2 separate regions of the Homo sapiens genome follow, and region 2 is linked to region 1. The links are chromatin loops, found by intact Hi-C in ENCODE. Cell type or tissue: chondrocyte. All regions are shown on one strand. Each heading gives the region's core, and the rest is flanking DNA. Links, peaks and the distances in the headings are about the cores only. Region 1 holds the start of CCL16 (C-C motif chemokine ligand 16). Region 2 overlaps LOC105371746 (a long non-coding RNA gene).

The links. Hi-C counts contacts between places; a loop is a spot of excess contacts. Peaks named below come from ENCODE experiments on the same cell type or tissue, not always from the same donor. Only the 100,000 strongest peaks of a DNase experiment are listed, where the experiment ranks them.
Region 2: a loop joins it to region 1, with 6 times the contacts of the local background. A loop is called at or near these places in 2 of 110 quality-filtered maps.

Annotation. Positions count from the first base shown.
Region 1 is chr17:35,979,466-35,991,057 of GRCh38, forward strand. CCL16 (C-C motif chemokine ligand 16) reads right to left here and starts at 2,032. Exons shown (of 3, transcript NM_004590.4): 1 at 1,880-2,032. The coding sequence starts at 1,955. It overlaps CCL14 (C-C motif chemokine ligand 14), which reads right to left and starts at 7,264. Exons shown (of 3, transcript NM_032963.4): 1 at 7,106-7,264; 2 at 4,873-4,987; 3 at 3,823-4,423. The coding sequence starts at 7,184. The coding sequence ends at 4,336. CCL15-CCL14 (CCL15-CCL14 readthrough (NMD candidate)) reads right to left here. Exons shown (of 7, transcript NR_027922.3): 5 at 7,106-7,239; 6 at 4,873-4,987; 7 at 4,191-4,423. RefSeq lists an enhancer at 2,547-2,842 and a silencer at 2,547-2,842. In chondrocyte, for the core only: no CTCF peak of the experiment used is centred there; a DNase peak (open chromatin) is centred at 4,821.
Region 2 is chr17:36,026,502-36,038,093 of GRCh38, forward strand. LOC105371746 (a long non-coding RNA gene) reads right to left here. Exons shown (of 3, transcript XR_001752856.2): 2 at 11,545-11,592; 3 at 11,322-11,411. Among named protein-coding and RNA genes, the nearest start is that of CCL23, 14 kb to the left of the region's middle. In chondrocyte, for the core only: no CTCF peak of the experiment used is centred there; no DNase peak of the experiment used is centred there.

The DNA of each region.
Region 1 (11,592 bases), core at 1-8,000:
ACAGCTTGGGTTGGAATTTTGACTTGATTTGAATTTTGACTTGAATCATGGGCAAATTTCTTAATCTCCCTAGGTTTCAGTTTCCTCATCTATTAAGTGGGGGTAAATGATACTTACTTGTATCCTAGGATCATGGTTAGAATTCGGTGAGAAAATGATTGGAAAGCCCTTAACTCAGAGCCTGGCACACAGAAAGGCTCAATCAGTGCTTATTATAATTAAGAGCCAATGGTAGTAATGACTGCTCTTCTTGCCTTGGAAATGGCGCTTCCCCCCATCTCTTTGATGTATGCAGGATACTGGACTTGATTGGTTATTGTCACTGTGTTTCCTTTGAGCTGTCCTGACTACCCATCAATTGGGGATACTACACAAGAGGTCAGTCCAGAGATCTCTCCCAGCCCCCAAACCTTCAGAGTGCAAATCTTTTTGTAGCTTGACCCCTTTGCCTCCAGTGAGTGGCAAAGCTTGGGACATCTTGAGAGCACCATCTTGCTGATCCATGCTTTGGGTGGGCCATTTTCTCTTTCTTGAAGCCTGAACCCACTGCACTGGCCTGATTGACTCTCCCAAAGAGCACTGTTCCCCCCTCCCACACAGTCCCTCTGTAAGTGATGCTCATATCACTGGTTCTCAAAGCAAAGTTTACAAAGACCAGGGTCATCCTGAGAGTATGTGGGCAGATTACATGGTGCACTTGACCCTTGCTCCTTTGTGTTTACACAGGCAGAGTCAGGCCAGACTACATGCCAGGGTGACCTTAAGAGAGAAAAGAGGCCAGGCATGGTGGCTCATACCTGTAATCCTAGCACTTTGGGAGGCCGAGGTGGGCAGATCACGAGGTCAGGAGTTTGAGACCAGCCTGACCAACATGGTGAAACCCCGTCTCTACTAAAAATACAAAAATTAGCTGGGCGTGGTGGTGTGTGCCTGTGATCCCAGCTACTCAGGAGGCTGAGGCAGGAGAATCACTTGAACTCGGGAGGCGGAGGTTGTGGTGAGCCGAGATCGCGACACTGCGCTCCAACCTGGGCAACAAGAGCGAAACTCCATCACAAACAAAACAAAACAAAACAAAACACAACAAGCAAACAAACAAAAAAACAAAAGCGAAAAGAATGGCTGGGGCAGCCTAGGGCAGGTACACGTCTTTGTCCTCCCCACCCCCGTCACCAGGTCCTCGTAAACAATGATAGAGGGAGGAGATACGGAGGGGCAAAACAAACCCCCTCCTCCATAGGCCCCAATTCTCCCTTTCCCCACAGCTCCAAAACCTTTCAACCCCTTTCCTCTTTTCTGCAGATTTTATTTAGTCATAGGCTGGGGGATGGAGAAGGGGACCATAGATTCCCAAGCAGCCATTCCACTGGGACTCATTTTGGTTGTCTGATAGTCCCAGCAACCTGTGCCAGCCATGTTGAGGAAGGGCTCTCTCGGTTCAGACTCCCAATTCCTGGACTTAGACCCACATGATTGTTTGAACCTTCCTTCCTCTCGCCACTCATTCTTCCAGGGCACCTGCCACTTTTCTTTCTCATCCGCGTGCCTCCCCCTCCCTTTCATTGCATGCACTTCTTGTTGCATTTTCTGCTGCTTTCTTGGCCTCTCCTCCTGAATGATCATTCCTGCTCACCACGCTTGGGACTCCTGAGGAAATGGTGACCCAGTTTCCTGGAACTACTTACCCCAGAAAGATCCGGACCAACCCCAGCTCTACTTACAAAGGGGAGAATTGGAGGTCAGAAGCTATGCATGAAGGTGGGGAGAGCCCACAGGGTCTTATGAGGCCAGAGACCCGACAGCGCCCTTGGCACTACCTCCCTGCCAGCTGCTCCATCCCCCTTTCTCGTTCCTGCCCTACAGAGACAAGTGGACTCACTTGGCTGGCTGCGAGAAGCCGAAGTAATGATAAGGATGAGGACAAGGAGAGACAGGGCAGCCTCGGAGACCTTCATCCTCTCAGCGAGGCAGTACAGCTTCAGGGAGAGCCGAATGAAGATGTTGTCTGTTGCTGGTGGTCCGCTTGCCAACTACTCAGCTCTCTGGACCTTGACCGCATCAGAGCCGGTAGAGGAGGAGAAACAACAGGCCTCAGTGTTTGCTGAAACAGAGGGCAGCAGAGGATGGGACTTGGTGCAGAGCTGAATTCAGTAGAATCTGAATTCACGTGAAGAAATGGGCGAATGTGTGTCAGCTACCTTACATGCCCTATCTTATATAATCCTTAAAATAGTGAATAGCGATTATTACTTCCCTGGGACTACTGAGGCCTAGAGGCTAAATAAATTGTCCAAGGTCACCTGGGTGGATAGGCGGATGAAAAACCAGATCTGTTTGATTTCACCATGTTACCTGCCACCATCTGTATGTTGGGGAAGGGCAGGCAGGGTTGAACCACCCCAGCTTCCCCCAGGTGATCAGTCTTGGGGAGATGAGCACAAAGCAGGATTACAGAGCCCAGACTGAGGCAAAGGTAGGGCTTAGTTGCCTCTGAGAAGGAAATGCCCTCTCCCAGTCCAAGGCCACATGATTGAGCTCACACTCTTTCCTGTCACAGTGTATGCTAATACTCCAAAAAAAAAAAAAAACAATGTGCCTGATCCTTGGGTCCCCATTTGTTGCTGGACCGTTTGACTTATTTGTCAATGTTTTTATTTATCTCTTTGGACCTCGGACTTTGGACTGATTTTTAGGTGTAGCCAGCTCGCTGATCCCTCCTGGGTGCCCCCATGGCCAACCATGACCAGCAGGGGACCCTCCAACTCTGTGCACCTGACAACCTGCGTCTGTGCTCCAGGACTCCAGCTTCTGCCCCTCTGGCCTGGGCTCTGGCTGGACCTGTCCCACAGCTTCCTCTCTCTTCAGGTGCCTCAGGACCCTTTTCCATGTTGAAAGCTGCATTTAGAGAAGAGATCAAAGATATAAGGGATTTTGCTGTTGATGGACAGCAAGCTTTAGAGGCATAGGTGATGTGTTTCAGGTGTTGAGGGCAGTGGGAGGCAGGGGCAGAAACAGGGACTGTGCAGATCCTTATGGGGCTTTCTGCTTGGCATGACTGCTCATAGATAGGTAAACCGTATAATGCAGTTACTCCTGGTGGGTTCAAGGCTTCACCTGGTGGTGAAGCTGTGGCTTTTTGTGAGGGCAGGGAGGGTACGTATGTGGGGCATCCTCTTGACCTCTGTTTATGGAGGTGACAAGGCCTGAGAAGCCTGGTTGTGACTTTGGCATGCAGGCCCCCATATGGCCCTTAATGTGGCCCACAAGCCCTTCCTTATCTGTGGAAGGCTGGAGGCCAGGAAAGGGTGGTCATAATCCCTACTCTGGGCAAGCTCTTATTCCAAGTACACAGAGCTCCTCCTTGGGCCCTGAAGATAGGTTTGAGAGCTTATTCTTGGAGCATAGTCCTCCTCTTGATTTCTGTCTTATTCCATCTGTCCCTCTATCCCTCCCTCCCTCTTTCTCTCCATCCATCCATCCATCCCTCCCTCCCTTCCTCCCTCCCTTCCTCCCTTCCTCCCTCCCTTCATCCCTCCCTGCTTCCCTCCCTCCATCCATTCCTCCTTCCCTTCATCCTTCCATCCACACATTCTTCCCTTCCTTCATCCATCCATCCATCCATCCATTTCCTGAACACCTGGTATGGGCTAGGCTTTCTGCTAAGCCTTCTAGGGGATAAAAAAGTTAGTAAAACAATATAGTATAATCTGATGTGTGTAAGCGAAGGGGAGGGGTTGGATAAAATGTCTTCATGCATCATTCCTATTCCAGACAGCAGTGAAGAAAGGCCTTGAAAACAGCACAGAAAAAAGGACTATGGAGTTTGACTGCTATAGAGAGCCCTTTATGAAGTGTTACCTAAAAAATCAAATGATGATTTGTAGCTTTTACACTTGTCATGAAGCTTAAATAAGATAATGCATACAGACTGCCTAGCAGAGTGCTTGGAGTATAGAAAGCATTAAGAAAACGGGGTCTGCTACTGTTGTTGCTGAGGAGGAGACGGTCTTTACACTGCTTTTCTTTCTCACTTTCTGCTTCTCACTACCTGCATTGCAGGCCTGACCTATTTTTTGTACCAGGCTCCAGCAAAACTTCTGCAGAGCGAGGCTTGATGCCGAGGGTGCCACACCCTGGTGTCCTCAGTGCATGGCCAATGAGTAAATCCCGTAGAAAGGAATGAGGCCAGGGAAGAGCATGAGTGGTCTTTAATTCAAAGCAGGGAAGCTCCAAGAGGGTGACTGGGGCTGAGAGTTAGCGGTGGGTGGAGGAGGGGGCCTTGGCATCTTCTCTTTATGTCTCTGAGCTGTGCCTTCGCCACCCCTTCTGGGTCACTCAGTTCTCCTTCATGTCCTTGATATAGTCCTGGACCCACTTGTCACTGGGGTTGGTACAGACGGAATGGCCCCTTTTGGTGATGAAGCTGTGGAGCAAGAGGGAGAAGGATCACAAACCGAGGGGCCCAGTGGCCGGAAGAGACAGCCCATCTTCCCTCCCTCCTAAATTCCCCACCTGACCTATACTGCTTTTCCTTTCTTCCACAGAGGCAGCTTAGAGCCAGTCTCCTCTCTGAGACATACTCTTCGGTTCCTAGGACCCCTAGACCCATCTAGTCTCTGTGTCCCCCTGAGGAAGTGCCCTCTTGCCTTCTTCTCCCTTCTCTGTCATCTCCCCATCCATGGGGTCAGTTTCCCCATGGCTCCTGCAGGCTCCAGCCAGAAAGCGCTCAGATTGCCCCTCAGCTGCCTCTCCCCATGTAGTCACACCTGGGAGGTACGCTGGGGGTCCCCATTCCACCACCACTCCCTGCTTCCCTCCAGGAGGCCCTGCTGGCTCCCTCTCCCCCCAGTGTGATGTGTGTGTACCACCTACACAATTCCGGGCTTGGAGCACTGGCTGTTGGTCTCATAGTAATCCATAATCCGCTGACGCGGGATCTTGTAGGTAGTGTAGGTGAAGCAGCACTCTGAGGGGTGGTAAGGTCCCCCTGAGGAGAGAGCATCAGATGCTGAGGAGGGGCCCCTTGTTAAAGGCCATACCATTGGCTGCTCCTGCAAGCTGAGGGCATGGAGGAGGGAAGGAAGGAGGAGACAGCCCCTCAGAACTTGGAGGGGAGAGTAGGCTTTCCTCATCTTCTCTTCTCCTTCTCCATGGTACTCCTGGGCTCTTCTTTTTCTCCTCCCTCATCATCAATCACCCTTCCTCCTTTTCTTCAACCCCTCTTGGAAAGACTGGTGGATGACTTTCAACTCCAGGATTGAAGAGCAGCACACTCAGATCTTCTTACACCATCTCTGGGGGCCGACTGGCAGAGAAGGCTAGGGACTTGGCCAATATCATGCAGCCTTCATGCCTTATTCGGGAAAGGTGCTCCAAATAGGAGGAATATTTGGAAGAAATCCCAATAGGGATTTGGAGACATGCCATTTGGGAATGCAAACCCAGCCCCTCCTAGTGCTCCACCCTGCCCATGTCCCCATTGAACCGACAACCTGCAGAGAGAGCAGGATGCCCACAGCAAGCCCCAAGGACAAAGGCCACAGAGTCAGGGCACCCAAATCCTAACCTAACCTTGCCTGTGCTTCCTGTGTACTGTGGCCATTTTACTTTCCCCCTGTTCCCTCCTCTGTAAATGAGGCCCTTGGACTGCATCAGTGGTTTTTACACTGAGCTCCCTGGAGCTCTGGGGGCCTCAGGGACTATTGTGGAGGCCTTGCTGCATTTGAGAGTGGTGTCTTGTACCCTACTCAACCCATTTTTTCTGTTTTACATATTGGGCCTCTGTGGAAGATATTGCTTGAAGAAAAGGTTTTGTGGTCTAAAAAGTTTTAAAAATCACTGGATTGGGTGATTTTTTCATCTATTTTCTGATTGAGAAGTTTCATGGCTTTTATAGGAGAAGCAAGGTGACAGCAGCCACCCCAAGCTTGAATTATAGAGGTAGCAGGAAGGACATTGTAGGCCAAGAGCCCTGTACAAACAGGCACATGTTGTGGTTATGGAGTGGAGAAATCAGGTGTGTGCATGTTATGTGACCCTGCTTCATAGAATCATGGATGTGCATCACAATGGCCTCAGAGGTCACTGAGGGTGGCCAGATGTCTGGGTGGAAGGGTCTCATCCTGTTTTCCAGCTCCATTCCAGGCAGCATCCTCACGATCCAAAGAACGGCATAAGGGGCCCCTGTTTCCTGAGACCCAGTCAGAGCTCCTATACTCTCCCACCTTGTTCCTCTGAGCTGACAAATGACATCGGAGAGGGCAAGTCAAACTGTGCACATACCCACCAACTTTAGCTGTATTTTAACAACCTTCGGTTTCCCCCCAGTTTCTGAAAAGGAGAGTAGGTAAAATGGAAGAGTGATAAATAGTTTTGGTTATCTCTAAAGGCAGCTTATTCTAAGAAATCAGCTGAGAAAAGGGGGCCTAGGATGGACCCCACACTGTCGTGTTTCCCCCCAGCCCATACCCAAGCAATGCTGCACTCACTGGGCACAGGTGACGCTGGAAGCAGGCTGGGCCCAAACCTCAGGAGGCCAATAGAAAAATGCCCTTGAGGGGCTCAAGACACTGCTCCTAATCTCCCTGAGGAAATATACCCCAAATGGGGTGGGCCACTCTTTTGCTTAGCGGCAAAGAGAGAGAAATTGAGGGAGTAGAGAGGCAGGCTGGTCTCACTCCATGTCCTTGAGGGCAAGGGGGGACTGGTCCTGGGGGGCAATGATAAGAGATCAAGGCCATGTGAGGCCTGGAGATTCAGGATCTGTTTATTTGGAGACTAGAGGGCATTTGGGGTAGTGGAATGAAGCCTGGAGTCTCCCAAGTCAAGTCTCATTGGTCAAGGCTGGAAGATCCCAACTTAAACTCTTAAGCAGAACCTACAGTCCTAAGTCTCATCTCCATCCTGCTCACCACACCATGGGGTGAAGTGCTGTGGTGCTCAGTAGATAATTCATTTATATAATGTTGCTATACACACAATTTCAAGAAGATACCAGCCCTCCTTTCTGAGTCCCTGCTCCTGGTCTTCCCCTGAGCCCCAACCTCACTCCTGCTTATTTCCCTGCAGGCTCTAGGTTGGAAGGAAGACAAGGCATTGCACTCACGTGAGGAGGATTCAGTCTTGGTCCCTAGGGCGATGGTGATGAGGAGGAAGAAGGGAATGGCAGCCACGGAGATCTTCATGCTGTGGGAAGCTGTTGTGGGAGGAGAGCTGGCCTGGTGGGAGCTTCAGAGGCTCCTGCGGTGAGGAATTGTTGAGAAATGATCATTGAGGCCAAATATTTTTTAAAATAAGGGAGCTGAGACTTGGAAGGGAAGTAGGAAAGCAGTGATGCCTCAGCAATTTCATATCCTGCACATGTGTTGTTGGTGGCCTGAAGGAAGCAGGGAGAGCCAAGGTTTAAGGGAGGAAATGGTCTTCCATCCCCAGTGGGAAGAAGTTCAACTCTTTTGATAGAAGCCTTTCCCTAGGCATGAACATGAGCACAGGGCTGGGGGCACTGTGTCACACTTAGCAAAAGATCTCAAGGCTGGATGTGTCCTGTATCCAATTCCATCTCAGGCCTTAGAACAGGCCACGTGGGGCCTGGACATTCAGGATCTGTTCATCTAGAGACTAGAGGGTGTTTGGGGTAATGGAATGAGGCCAGGACTCCTCCAAGTCAGGTCTCATTGGTCAAGGGAAATCCTAACTTAAACTCGAAGCAGAACCTGCAGTTCTCTGTCTCATCTCCATTCTGGTCACCACACCATGGAGTGAAGAAGTGCTGTGGTGCTCAGTAGATAATTCACTTATATAATGGTTGCTATACACACAAGCCACTGTCCCAGTTGCCTTATGAATATTAGCCTATTTAATCTTTAGAACAGCAGTTGAGGAAACAGGCTCAGAATCAAAGCCTAAGCTTTTGACAGTTGGTAAATGGAACTGGGGTTCAAATTCAGGTGGTTTGGCTTCCAAGTCTGTGTTCTCACCCATTATGCCATAAAGAAACATGGGACTCCCAACGGAGCTCTGTAAAAGCTTATGGGTTTTCTATAAAGCCTTTAGTCTTAGTCCTTTCTGAAATCAGATAGTGGATCTCTTTGGGACCTTCTCCTGGTTTCTCTGACTTTTGCTGCAAAGAAGCTTGGTGGGAACCCTAGAAAATGTCTAATTCAGGGATAGCTAGTAGGTTTCATTGATTAGTGGTGGACTGGAGCTCTGTGTTGGAAATGATTCTGAGGCCATATCCAGGCACATTGGGAAGATACGCTGTGACCAACGTGCAGTTTCTGTTGCAGTGCAGCTTGCATGCTATGTATCTGCCATTTGATTTGTCTAAACTGGCCATTTACTGAATGGAAGCTGGGAATCAGAAAGGACCAGTGACTTTCTCATGTGCACACAGTGATTTGGATGCAGGACAGATCTCATCTCCGCAGGCTCTCAGCTTAGTGCCCTCACCATGCTGTTCTTGGAGGTACATCCCCCATTCTGCTTGCTGATGTGGTTAGATGGTTATTTAATCTCCTCTCCTCATCTGAATCATCAGGATGGAGAACATCTATTATTTATCTTTGCCCATTCACGCAGAACCTAGTGTATACCAGGTGCTTTATGAATATACATTTTAAAAGAAGGATGAATAAACAAATTGAGCCAGGTCTACATATGTGTATCTTATAGGAAATGGCTGAAATCTCATGGTTAGTTGTGGAGACAGTCATCAATTAAAAATTTTCTATATTTCTTATCATCAATAACAACATTATGTAAACCCTTCAAGTTAAATGATAATAATTGTTATCAGGAACAATCTCAGGAAACAAGTTGTTTATAGGAAAAGTGAGTTGGAAAGAAATAATGCTTACTTCTTGTTTTTGTGGAAACTAGCCAACCTGCCAAGTTGTTTCTAGGAGACTTACAGGAAGTTCCTGTACTTTTCCAGCAAGTATTGAGTTCCTACCTACATTAGTCTGTGTGTGCCAACTGCTATCATAAACAATCCAGCAGACTAATTAAATAAAAGTTTATTTCTTGCTCATGTTACAGTCCAGTGTGGGTCAGTAGTGGGATGATGGTGTGTGTGTTGGGATCCTCCATGTACTCATTCAGGAACCAGGCCTTTTTCTACCTTGGATGCCACCATTTTCAGCACAAGGCCTCCAAGCTTGATACAAAAAGGGAGAAGCAGAGGAGGATTGGGAGATTTTTGTGGATCAGTTCTGAAAATGGTACAAATTACTTTCACCCACATTCCATGGCCAGCATCAAGTAACCTGGCTCCAACATAATGACAAAGGGATGGAAAATATACATCATCTGTATGCTTAGGAAGAAAAAGGAATAGGTTTTGTGACCACATCACTTCTTTGACACAGTATCATATGCCAAGTCCTGGGCTAGGCTTGGAGGGAGGGATTGAAGATGACCCTGATCCCAGAGGTCTCAGAACTCAAAGAGGGACTAAAAAAAGTAAAGGAGAATTGCAATACAACCAGATGAATGAAATTTGATGGCAACATAATTAGAGACCTTAAATGTCCTCCTGTTGCCCCCTGTTGAGTATGAAGAGCCTATTTTAAAAATATTTAAAATGTTTTTCAAAGCAACACATACATATATTGGTTTAAAAAACTGAATAGTACAGGAAGGATCTGTAGGACATAAACCTTCTGAGTTCATGCTTGCCTGAAGAAGTCATTATTTAGCCTTCATACTTGATTGATATTTTTGTTGGGTATAGAATTCTACAATGGAATATAAGAATATGTTTCTTCTGAAACTCATTTGTGGTGATCTGGTGTTTCCCCTCTCTAGAAAATTTTAGGGTTTATTCTTTAATCTTGTTTTCTTACTTTTTGGCACAAATAGATGTTCCAGACTCATCTTGTACTTTCCTTGGCCCAGCTCTGGAATTAGCCATTTCTTCCATGAGTCTCAGTTTCTTTTACTGAAAAATGATTTTGAGAAACCAAAATCTGAGTGCTTGGTGTGTTCATTGCTATGGGAATGGCATCACTTTTAGATCTGAGCTTTTAGTGGCTAGAACCTGGAAATATATGTAAGCATATGTGTATAAGTATGTATTTAAATTTATGTCTATTTCAAGTATATCTATTTCATATATTATTAGCAATTTGTTTTTGTTTTTGTTTTTGTTTTTGAGATGGAGTCTCACTCTGTCACCCAGGAGTGAGGTGGTGCATTCTCAGCTCACTGAAACCTCTACCTCCGGGGTTCAAGTGATCTTCCTGCCTCACCCTCTGGAGTAGCTGGGACTGCAGGTACAGGTCACCTTGCCCAGGTAATTTTTGTATTTTTAGAGATGGGGTTTCACCATGTTGGCCAGGCTGGTCTTGAACTTCTGACCTCAGGTGATCCACCCGCCTTGGCCTCCCAAAGTGCTGGGATTACAGGCGTGAGCCACTGCGCTCGTCCTATTATTAGCAATTTCTATGTCCTCTTTCTAGCTATATGAAAAAACAAAAGTTTATACCACTATGTCCAATTCCAAGTAAACACCACAGAGTTATTTCAGTCTTTCCTGTTTCTATGTTTCCCTCCCTCCTCTAACAATGGGGACTCCTGCTCCCATTAACCTCAATGTATGTACTTATTTGCTGAGTTCCCTGTATGTAACAAATCTCCTGGCCACACTGGCTGTATTCTGGCCTCTGGTCCCACTGGCCTCAACCATGTGCATCATCTTCTCTGCCCTGGCCCTGGTTGAGCCCTCAGTTGAGGGGATGAGTTATATTACTTTTAAATCTTGTCTCTGGTTCTAAAAAGAATAAAAATATGAATGTTTCTATTTCCTATTTTATGTCTTGATGATTTCTGTGAAGCTCTGTTTAGATTTTTTTTTTTTCTTTGAGACGGAGTTTTGCTTTGTTGCCCAGACTGGAGTACAGTGGTATGATCTCAGCTCACCGCAACCTCCACCTTCCACGTTCAAGTGATTCTTCTGCCTCAGCCTCCCGAGTAGCTGGGATTACAGGCGCCTGCCACCACACCTGGCTAATTTTTGTATTTTAGTAGAGACGGGGTTTCACCCTGTTGGCCAGGCTGGTCTTGAACTCCTGGCTTCCCAAACTGCTGGGATTACAGGCATGAGCCACTGTGCCCAGCCCTCTATTTAGATTTTTAAGATGACTTTTATGCACTTTTTTTTCTAGCTATTTTGTACAATTTCCAATTTTTTTTTTTTTTTTTTTGAGACAGGGTCTCACTCTGTCACTGTCACTCCAGGCTGGAGTACAGTGGTGCGATCTTGCCTCACTGCAGCCTTGACCTCTCGGGCTCAAGTGATCCTTCCACCTCAGCCTTCCAAGTAACTGGGACTACAAGTGCGCACCATCACACCTGGCTTATTTTTGTATTTTTAGTAGAGAGGAAGTTTTTGCCATGTTGGCCAGGCTGGTCTCAAACTCCTGGCCTCAAGGGATCTGCCCACTTTGGCCTCCCAAAGTGCTGGGATTATAGGCATGAGCCACTGCACCCAGCTCAAGATTTTTACTTTTAAAAATTCCAAATTGATCGTCAGACTATTTAACCATGTGTAAAACTTTTTCCAACTCCATATTTCTTTTATAATTAAACAGCTTT
Region 2 (11,592 bases), core at 1,399-9,398, 48 kb after region 1:
AGGCTGAGGCAGGAGAACTGCTTGAATCTGGGAGGCGGAGGTTGCAGTGAGCCGAGATCACGCCACTGCACTCCAGCCTGAGCGACAGAGCGAGACTGTCTCAAAAAAAAAAAAACAAAAACAAAAACAAAAAACCAACACTGGTCTAATAATGTAATTCTCTGCATGCAAGCCTGTCTGGGACATATAACATTGCTCCAAGAATGTAGTCCTCTGCAAGCCTGGCTGCTGAAGTTTCAGCCTGTGCTATCCTGAAACCCATTTTATCTAATAGTTACTGAAACAACCTGCTGTGGTTCTAAGACTAGTCTTACCCACTGCTATCACTCACCAATCACAACTTGCCAGTTTCCTAAAACTTTACTAGTGCCAATGAACTTTCTTGCAAAACAATATGTAACTTTTCTCTTTTTAATAAAACCTCTAGCTTACTCTTTGGTCTTTGGACATACTAAAGACTACCCAGACAGTATGTATGTCTTGAATTGTAATTCTTGCGTCCCAAATAAGACATTTTAAATTTAGAGATTCATCTCTATATTTTGTTTGACTTTGACACCAGTTTCTCCCAAAAGTGACATGTTGCAAAACGATAGTACAATATAGTAGAGGATATTGACATTGATATCATCAATATACAGAAAAGTTCCTTCACCACAAGGCTCCCTCATGTAACCCTTGTATAGCTACACTTATCTCCCTCCCACCCATCCCACCCCTTCCTCAATTCTTGGCAACCACGAATCTGTTCTCCATGTTTATAATCTTGTCATTTTATGAATGTTATGTAAATGGAATCATATGGTATGTCACCTCTTGGGATTGGCTTTATTCACTCAGCTGAATTCTCTGGAGATTCATTCAGGTTGTTGCATGTGCCAATAGTTCATTCTTTTTATTGCTGAATAGTATTCCATGATATGGTTGAACCACAGTTTGTTTAATCATTTATCCACTGAAGGACATCTGGGTGTTTCCAGTTTTGGGCTATTATAAATAATGCTGCAATAAACATTCATGTACTGCTTTGTTTATGTGAATGTAAGTCTTCATTCTCCAGGATAAATGCTCAAGGGTACGATTAACATTTAGCATGGCTATCAATACTTTAAGACAAGTTCTGTGATCAAGTATTTTCTTTTTAAGTAAAGTAGGGGGCATGTGTTTGTTTTTTTCAGCACCTTCCTTTCTTCTGGAAAGATGCCCTCTTCTTGGAGGAACTGCCCATGTAGCTATTAGGTTCTGTGAGGCTCTTGCCCATCACGGTACCTCCTCCTTTGCAATAGATGTGCACCTACCTCCCCAGTCAGACAACTGGGGTCCTTCCCAGGGATTTTTCAGATTTTAATGACAGAAAAGCAGCAGCTCCTTCAGGAAGTGGAGGTCCTGTGGTCTGCCTTCAGAAGAGCAATGCCATTGATACCAGGATCCTGTGGAACTGCATGCCCTGGGGCTGGTTTTCCCTGAGCTGTACGCCTGCCATCCACTCTGAATTTATGAGCTAATAAACTATTTCTGGTTTTGCTCGAGGAAATTTTGAGAGAGCTTTCTGTCACATAAGACTCAAAGTATAAAGAATCTTTCATTCCCCACTCCTGGGCTCTTTCTGGCTTCGTGCTCATGGTTCTGACTCTCCTCTCCTTCAGTTCTGAGGTCCCAACTGTCAGGGCCCAAAGAAACCGCTCAAGTTCTTGCTGTGTCCAGCACAATTTTCATGGAACAGCCCTTGGTGTTTTCTCCAAGGCTCTGATACCAAATCTACACTGAGACCTGGAGCCTATGGCTTCCTTGGGCCCCCAGAGGGCTGGGAGTCATAATTTGGCACAATGAGTGAGAGCTGAGAGAAAGTGGGCCTGGGATTAAATCCTGGGCAGAGAAATTCCCAAGGGCTGGCAGAGGTGAGGGGATGGGGTAGGAGCCTTGGGCTCTGCTCCTGCTGCATCCTGAACTGGGATACCTCAACTGCAGTGTGGCGACTGTGCTGTGAGCTCTAGATCACGGCTGGCATCATGGGCGTGTGACCTGTGCAATTACACAGGTCCTTGCTCTTGGTTTCAGGCTCTGCTGCCGTTGTTGTTTAGGAGTTAGTAGTTTTTTAACAAGGGGCCTAACACTTTCATTTTTCACTGGGTCTTGTGTAGTCATGGCTTCAGGCACTGTGGAGTTGTCACTAATGTACTGCACCCTTTGGATGATGAAGATGAGGCACAAGAGGCTGAGGAGTTGAGACTCTGTACAAGTTCCTACCTTCCCCATGGAATCCTGGAGACTTCTGGCTTTGGGCAAGTCTCCTTTCCGAGGGGTTGCTCCCTATTCCCCAGGACCCTATACACACCTGAGCCAGTGTCCTCCACGGTGATTCATGCGATCCTTTCAGGCAGTTCCCTCTTTCTTCTTCTTTGTCCCAGACTTGGCCCCTCTCTACCCACTGGGACCACCTCCTCCATCTCTTTGAAGGCTCAGCCCAGGCCAAAAGGTGCTCAGCTTCTCTCTGTGTCTGCACACCTGATAGGTGTCCAGAAGTCTTCCTCTCCCTTGGGAAGTACCCAGCCTTCCTCCTCTTTTCAGGCCCTGCTAGCTTTTTTCACCCCTGAGGTCAGCAGTTGGAACCCAAGTTCCCCAAGGTCAGTGGTTGGAGCCCAAGTTTGCCTGACTCTAAAGCCTGTGATTGTCTTATTATATCTTGCTCTTCTTGTTACAACAGTGATTATTTTAACAATCATTATCATTTATTAAGTGCTTACTATGGGCAGGTCAGGACCAGATGGTGGTAAATGAGGCACTAGCCTTGCGCTTGTGTTGAAAACCCAAGGGGACACCAAAAAGTTCAGTAGTAAAAATAAGTAATATTTTAGTGAACTATTTAAAAAATCAAAATTACTACTGAAAAAATCACAATGAACAAAACACAAAAACACTTAAATAAAGACAGGATCGGTAACAGTGCTGTGCCGAGCCATATTGGAACTTGAGGAAAAAGGTAAAATCAATGGGAGCTTCCTGTTAGAATATCCACCCATCCATCTGTCCATTCATCAATATGTCCATCCATCTATCCATACATCTGTCCATCCATCCATCCATCTCCCATCCATCCATCCATCCATCTGTCCCTCTGTCCATCTGTTCATCCACCCATCCACCTCTCATCCATCCATCTGTCCATCCATCCATCCATCCATCCATCCATCCATCCGTCCATCCATTTAATATAAATTTACTGAGCATCTACCACGTGCTGGGCATTCTGCTCAGCACCAAGAGTATCACACAAAGAGCCAAAAAGATTATGTTCCTTTCCTCCTGGAGACAAAATTAAATAATCACACAAATAAACATGTACTTATACACTGTGATAAGCAACACCATGGAAAAGAATATATTGGGGGCCCAGAGAATGCCTCTCTGAGAAAGTAGCATTTAAGCTGAGAATTATAAAATGAGCAATGTTTGCTAAGTTGACAAGTGAGGAAAAGGGAGACAAAGGTAAGGGAAGTAGTTTGTGCAAAAGTCTTGAGGCAGGAGGTACTAGCACATATCAGGGACTGGTTGGTATTAGTTGAGAGCAACTAGAAAAATCATGGGTCCTGCCTTGAGTTTTATACAAGGGCAGAGGAAGAACCAGCCCTCAAAATTAAAGACACAACGGGAGACCAAAATGAAAGCTGCTATATAGTTTCCCCCCAAAGTTGTCCTCGTTCAAGCTATCAGTGACACATACGCAGGGGCTGTTGATTTATGCCTATCATGAGGCATCTGCCTCTCTTCCTGGGAGTGTGAGACTCATGCCAAAAGCTTAGCGGTGGTCTGCAGTGGCCTCATCTAGGGCTGCTCCTGGGAATGCACTGGAAAGAGAAGCCCCCTTCGAGGCTTCTCTGGGTTCATTTCCTTTAAATCCAAAGCCCTTCTTTGGGTTCATTTCCTTTAAAGCATGGCCAGGTCAGCTTCAGGCTATAAGATATGATGAAGTTTCTCTTCAAATAGCCTAATCAATCCTTTATTCTTTAATAGTACCTCCCCACCCCTTTTTCCTTTTTGTCTTTTTTTCTTCCTTTCTGCCTTTGTTACATGCCCAGACACGCCACAATACCAGGTGTTAGCAGTACCAGCTCACATTCCTTTCCTTATTAAAAAAAAAAAGACTAACTCTCTAGCTCATTACAGACACCCCTTCCCCTTTCCCCTCTCTCTCTTACATGCCCACCTTATCTGAAACAAAAAAGTTCAAATATTTAGCCAAACAGAATTAGTTTAAAGCGTACAACCCAATCCTGGCCAATGAAAAAAAAAAATACAAAAGCAAGACTTGCGTCAGAAATAAAGGCTTTCATGCCCCTTTATTCAAGTGTGCTCCCATGGCGACTGGCCAAGGAGAAACACCCCTCTGCGCAAAAGTAAAATTGCTTTGCTAAAAATCCTTTGTTTAAGTGTTCAATTTCCTTAGAATTTTAAATATTATTCCCAAAAAGGCCTTAGCATCATCTTAAGCAGTCACAAACAGACCTGTCAAATTCCTACCAACCTTTTCTTTCCTCTTCTTTTCTTTGCCCTGACATTTCCTGTATTTGGGCCTCTGAAGATTCAAAGAATAGAGTCCCTAACTTACCCAGCCCATCCCTGCCTTGAGTTGGTCTTTGACCCTTTAATAACTGCGCCCTTCCATTTAAAAGTAAAATATTTCCTTGTTAAGAAGACATGTGGTTGGATTATTGCTTCTGCTTTTCACAAAGCCATAGAGTAAAAGCCAAGCCTCAGGATCTGGAGAGGAGGGATGAGGTTGAATTTTATGATCTATACTTCTCTCTTGGCAGCCAGGCAGGATTTGAGGGAGCAGGACCCTGTTAGAGATGAGGCAACCCAGGGAGCTGGAAAGAATATGGTGACTGCCTGGACACATGGAAAGGAATACTGCATAGGCTCTGCCACTGGGTTAACTGTAGTTGGGATTGAAATTTACAAAATAGCCCTGAGTGTCTGCCATACCAGGCAATGAGGGACAGAGGACAAGTGAGCAGCATCCCTCTGCCCCCTGCACTCATGCGTCCATCAATAAGTTGGTTCTTTCTAAAGAATATCTGCAATCTGTTGCCTCCTCTCCATTCTCAGTGCCCCTGCCTTAGTTCAGTCTTTTACCTGGACTATTGCAATGGTCTCCTAATTGGTCCCCCTGCTTCCCTTCTTGCTCCCCTCAAACCCGTTCTCTGTCCTGAAGCCAGAGTACTCTTTCTAAAACCCAAATCAGGCCATGCCCATCTACTGACAACCTTTGGCTTACAAGGCTCTGACAGGTCTACTGTTCTCGCTGAACTTCCAGTCCCACTGGCCTTCTTTTCATTAGGCAAACACAATCACCCCAGGGCCTTTGCCTTTTCTGGTTTCTCTGCCTGGATGCTTTCCTACCTCTGGCTTGTTTTATGGCTGAATCTTCCTCATCTTGTAGGGCTCAGATTAATTGTCACCTTCTTAGAGAGGCCTCCTCTGACCTTTCCTAAAGAACCCACACACCATAGCCTGTTTTAGGTCTTTCAAAGCATTGGTTACCATTGGAAATTACTTTGTATACTTGTTCGCTTGAGGATCATTTCCCCCTTTCCCATTCCACCCCCTAGAATGTAAGCTCCTGAGGGCTGGGATGGTACATGTCTAGGTTACCCCAGTATCTGGCACTGGGAGCAGTGCCCAATAAATGTGGAATGAGGGTGTCACAGGCTGTGGTGTGTCAGAGGAGGTGGAGATGGGCCACTTTGGTCTGGGAGGATCGGAGAAGATGTAGCATTTGACAGAAATCTTGAAAAGCAGACAGAGAAAGCAGGAGAGAGAAAGCAGAAGAGAAAGTGGAGTTTGCAAACTCCATGGATAGAAAGAACCATGAGAGACAAATGCCTAGAAGTAAGAAATCCATATTTGGGTTTGCGGTTTGGCCATACAATCTAACTTTCAAGGAGCAGATCTATATCTAATATGCTGCATATTATTTCAAGGCCACCCAAAGTCCATATATAGGGGCCCTAGTCCCCACCTCATGGGTCCTTCTAAGCTTTTTGCTTCACGTGCCAACTCCCTCCTCTCCAGCCTGACTTGCTGGAGTCCAGTGATCCAGCTGGGTCCAATACAGCTTTCTTCCAATATCCTTCTTTACTTTCTCCAAAGCTCAAGTAACATGTTCACAAGTCAATGTCTAATATTGCTACCAACAGCTCACTGGGTCCCTGAGCCTCCACATACCCCAAAGAGGGTGTCAGAGCCAAGCTTCAGAATAGAATGGAATTCAGCACAGTGGAGGAGATCAGGAAAAAACTGTCATTGGGGATTAATCTCAGGGCAGGACAGCTACCATGCAGTGGCGGGGGCTGTGGGATTAGCGGTTGGCCATGACTAGATCCTTTCTCTCCATGCTCAGAGTGTTTCAGCTCATCCAATTAACCCTGAACTAATGTTTACCTCAAACCCAAGCAGGCGAGACATTTACTTGTGTCTAAATTATGAGTCAAGGGGTAGAAGGATCAAAAATGGAGGAATGCAAAAGCTGAGGAGGGATCATCCCATCTTTCTTCCATTCTCTGGTAAATTTGGGGGCTTTTGTCTCCTTCCCGAAGGATGAGCTCCAACCAGGGTCAGAGCAAGACCTGAGTGGTCCTAGGCTCTAAAAAGGTTATTCTGTGTTTCAGCATGTAATTTCAAATACCCAATACTAACTGAAAAGTAATGATAAGACTGTATAAGGGACTTTTGATTTTTTTAAATAATAGCCACTTTGATCACTGTGTACATGCATGAAGTTGCAAATATTGTATTCTTTCAAAAGCATTATTTGTTGATTTCCTAAGCACCTGCCGGTTGCCTATTGGGCAATGCAGCACTGATTCCATTCACTTGGACTCCCAAGTCCACCCCACCCCACTTCTAGCAGCCTCCTTTCAGCCTTCTCCTTCCCTTCCCCACCATGCTGCTCCATTTACTGGGAACTGCTTCCACCTGGAAGACTCCAGCCCAGGCCAGAAAGCCCCCAGGCTGGCCCTCTACTGCCTCTCCCTGTGTCTGCAACACCTGGCAGGTGCTCTGACGGTTGGTGCTTCTCTCAACAGTCTCCATCCCACTGAGTCTGATTAATGGAGTGAGACTCACAGGGTGGTGGGTTTGGGACACACTTCATGAATTAGACAGATAATAATGTATCACATACTTGCATGGGATCCTCCAGGTGATGTAGCAGCACTTACTGATGTTGTCATTCATATCTGGAAAGAAGCAGGTGGAAGTAGGGCTAAGCCATGCTCTAGGAGACTCAGACATGCTACTCCGTGCACCAAGAATGGGAGGCAATGCCTTTCACTCAGACAAGAAACACACCTAAAGCCAAAATACTAAATTACCTACAGCCACTGGAATCTGCCATTTCTCTTGTGTAAGTTGTTCATCATCATTGAATAATAAACCCACTCACACTTTATCCCTACCAGGAACCTCACTCTCGCTTGACCAAATCCACTATCCTTTTTTTTGTGTAGGAGAAAAAATAAGGATCTTTATTTGTGAAGGAGTTAAGAATATGCCGCCCAAAATTCACTGTTCTGGCATATTTTAAATTAAAGGCATGTAAAAAAAGAACCCAGCAGGTGCAAGAAGATCCTTCTTTATTTTGACCTTTATTGTCTTTATCAAAGGCAGGAAATGAAATGCCCATGTGAAAGATGTCCTCCTTATACCGAAAGAAAAATAATATTCTTATTAAGGATGGGAAGCTGAAGCCGAGAGAAGTCTACACAAACAAACCTTATCACCTTAGTCATTTCTGTACCCAATTAATCACCCAGCGCAGCCCCTTTGCCTTATCACATTTCACAACTTCCTATTTTTTGTCCAATTCAGTGTATAAGTAACTGACCCTAACTGCTTCTTTGAGTTTCTGTTCCTTATGAGGGATCTTGTGTCATGTAAAACTTGTATTAACTAAATTTGTGTACTTTTCTCCTATTAATCTATCATATGTCAATTTAATTCTTGAGTCCAGGTGGGATCTTAAGAAAATGGAGATGGATTTTTGCCTCTCCTAAGTTTGGTAGGTGCTTTCTATATAATGTGTTATTTAATTCTCCCCTAAACTCTAAGAGGTTGATGTTCTTGTTCCATTAGGAACATAAACTTGGCAAGCCTTGGTAAGGTTAAGGAACTTGTTGGCGTTAACCCATTGTTAAGTGGCTGAGACCTGAAACCGGGATGTCAATTCCAAGTCCCAAGACTTAACTTCTTCACCAACATTACTAACTCGTTTGGCTGCAAGTGTCATTTACCCTCTGAATGAGTTTCCACACCTGTGAAGAGGAGATTGATGCTTTCTCTCTGGCAGGGTAGTTGTGAGATTAGAAATAATGTATGTAAAGCACAAACCTGGCATGACTACCATTTTTATTAAGCATTTATTCTGTGCCAGGTGGTGTTCTATGAGCTTAAATGTATGTATTAATTAATTTAACCATCACAACAAACTTGCATTGTAGATGTTATTATCATCTCCATTTTATAGAGAAGCAAACCAAGGCATAGAGAAATTAGGTAACCTGTGAAAGCCACATGGGAGAATAAGTGATAGCTATTATTTTCAAAATTGTGATTTCCCATGCATCAAGCCCTTTCTTTGTCCTTCCTTGAGAGCCTCTCTCCTTAATTTAAGCTACCAGGGAAGGAGCAGCCCAAGAACTAGCCCATTCTGGCTCTTGCTTTTTTCACGGGAGGTTTTACTTTGCTTTTTTTTTTTTTTTTTTTTTTTTTTTAGGTAGGGCCTTGTTCTGTCATTCAGGCTGGAGTGCAGTGGCACAATTATGGCTCACTCCAGCCTAGACCACCTGGGCTCAAGCAATCCTCCCACCTCAGCCTCCTGAGTAGCTGAGACTACAGGAGTGCACCAGTATGTCTGGCTAATTTTTAAAATTTTGTAGTAGAGATGAGGTGTTACTATGTTTCCCAGGCTGGTTGTGAACTCCTAGGCTCGAGTGATCCTCCTGCCTCGGCCTCCCAAAGTGCTGGGATTACAGGCATAAGCCACCACGCCCAGACCTGTTCCACCTTGATTATTCTGTTTCTAGCCCAGTCTCAGGGCACCCTCATGAATCTCACATAGAGTTAATGTTTAGAAATTACCCGATATTGAATTACAACTTTATGACTCCAAATATTGATTTTGAAGATAATAAAACTGTTTAAGTTACAATAATGATGAGGAAATAATTTTTTCAGGTCATAAAGAATCTTTTGTTTTTATGGTAACTTTTTATTTTAAAATAACTTTACACTGACATAGAAATTGCAGAAATAGTACATAAAGTTTCTGTGCAATCTTGACTCAGCTTCCCCCAATGGGAAGCTTATAAAACTTCATATACAACCGTATAAAAAATGCATTATGATCATCAAAACTAGAAAATTGACAGTTCTACAATATCATTATCATTATTATTTTTTGAGACAGAGTCTTGCTCTGTCACCCAGGCTGGAGTGCAGTGGCACCATCTTGGCTCACTGCAACCTCCGTCTCCTGGGTTCAAGTGATTCTTCTGCTTCAGCCTCCTGAGTAGCTGGGATTACAGGTGCTCACCGCCATGCTTGGCTAATTTTTGTATTTTTAGTAGATATGGGGTTTCTCCATGTTGACCAGGCTGGTCTTGAACCCCTGACCTCAAGTGATCCGCCTGCCTCAGCCTCCCAAAGTGCTGGGATTACAGGCATGAGCCACTGCGCCCAACCAGCCATCGTGCCCGGCCTCTACAATATTATCAACAAAACAGATCTTATTAAAATTTTACCAATTTTTACATGCAGTCATTTTTCGTTGGTGTATAGTTGAATCATATGATCCCTTGGGTGTCTATGCCAACTTCTGGCCTCCCACATCTAAGTTACTGAATCATCTGCCTCCCATGTTTTGGTAAATAACATTCACCCTCCTCCCAGAGCTGCGGTCTTGCTTGACTGGCCCCACTTCCCCTATTCAAAGGAGAAAGGCTGGAGTTGCAGAAGGAGGCATGGGGAGAATTATGGCTTTATTTTTTATTAGACTATTCTTATTTTAGTAAAGTTGTTTTTGCACACTGGCTCATGCAGCAGTGTATATAGTTATGTGCCACATAATGATGTTTTTATCAATGACAGACTACATATATGACACTTAACAACATGCATATGTTCTGAGAAATGCTTTGTTAGGCAATTTCATCATTATACAGACATCATGTACTTACACAAACCTAGATGGTGTAGCCTACTACACATCTTATTATAAGATTATAATACCATAATTTGTTCAGCAGCAATACATTAAACAAAAATTATGCTACCTTATTTTTACTGTACCTTTTCTATGTTTAGGTATGTTTAGGTACACAAATACTCACCACTGTGTTACAACTGCCTACAGTATTCTGTACAGTAGCATGCTGCACAGGTTTGTAGCCTAGGAGCAATTGCTGTACCATATAGGTGTGTGGCAGGCTCCACCATCTAGGTTTGTGTAAGTATGTGATGTCTGTACAATGAAATTGTCTAATGAAGCATTTCTCAAAACCTATGCCCATCGTTAAGCAACATACGACTGTATCTGTTTCCTGAATTTAATTGTTTCCCCGGCTGATTCCAGAGTATTTTCTATTGACCATTGACTATGAGGCCCTCTGTCTACACCCTTCCCCAGATGTTCATTGCTTCCAGAGAAGGAAATGGGGTTGGTCCAGCTTGATTCGGCCTAACTGCACCATGCTGACTTGCAGTGACTACTTCCTTTCTGAAGTGCCAACAAGAGGTTTTTTAAAATAAGAATTATAGGCCGGGCATGGTGGCTCACACCTGTAATCCCAGCACTTTGGGAGGCCGAGGCAGGCGGATCACGAGGTCAGGAAATCAAGACCATCCTGGCTAACAGAGTGAAACCCCGTCTCTATTAAAAATACAAAAAAATTAGCTGGGCATGGTGGCGGGCGCCTATAGTCCCAGCTACTGGGGAGGCTGAGGCAGGAGAATGGCGTGAACCCGGGAGGCGGAGCTTGCAGTGAGCCGAGATCGCACCACTGCACTCCAGCCTGGGCGACAGAGTGAGACTCCGTTTCAAAAAAAAAAAAAAAAAAAGAATTGTATAGGTATATGTAGAATCTTGACTAGTCTAGAGGCAGCTGACCACTCTGAAGTTGATGGAGTCTATCGTCTATTTTCTTTCTCCCTCCTTTTTTGGAAAGCTGGGTGCTATTTTCTCATCTTCAATATTCCACAACCTGTCTGCCTCCCAAGAATCTGCAAAGATCATCAATCTCTACCATGTGTTTTCTCAGCTGATAGAGAGGACTTCATCCAAGTCAAGGGACTGAGAAGCCACCCATCTTGGGCTTCGATTTCTTCGTATCTTTGGGAATTATCCCCATTCTAGCCTATAATGGACAGAGAATGAATGAATAAAAATTGGAGACCACATGTTCTGCTTTATCCCTTCCATCTGTTCAGTTAACACTCTTTATTCATTTACTCATTCATTTATTCTGTAAATATGTATTGAATACATACCATGAGCAGAGCACTGGAGATTCAGCTGCAAACAAGATGCATAGGGCC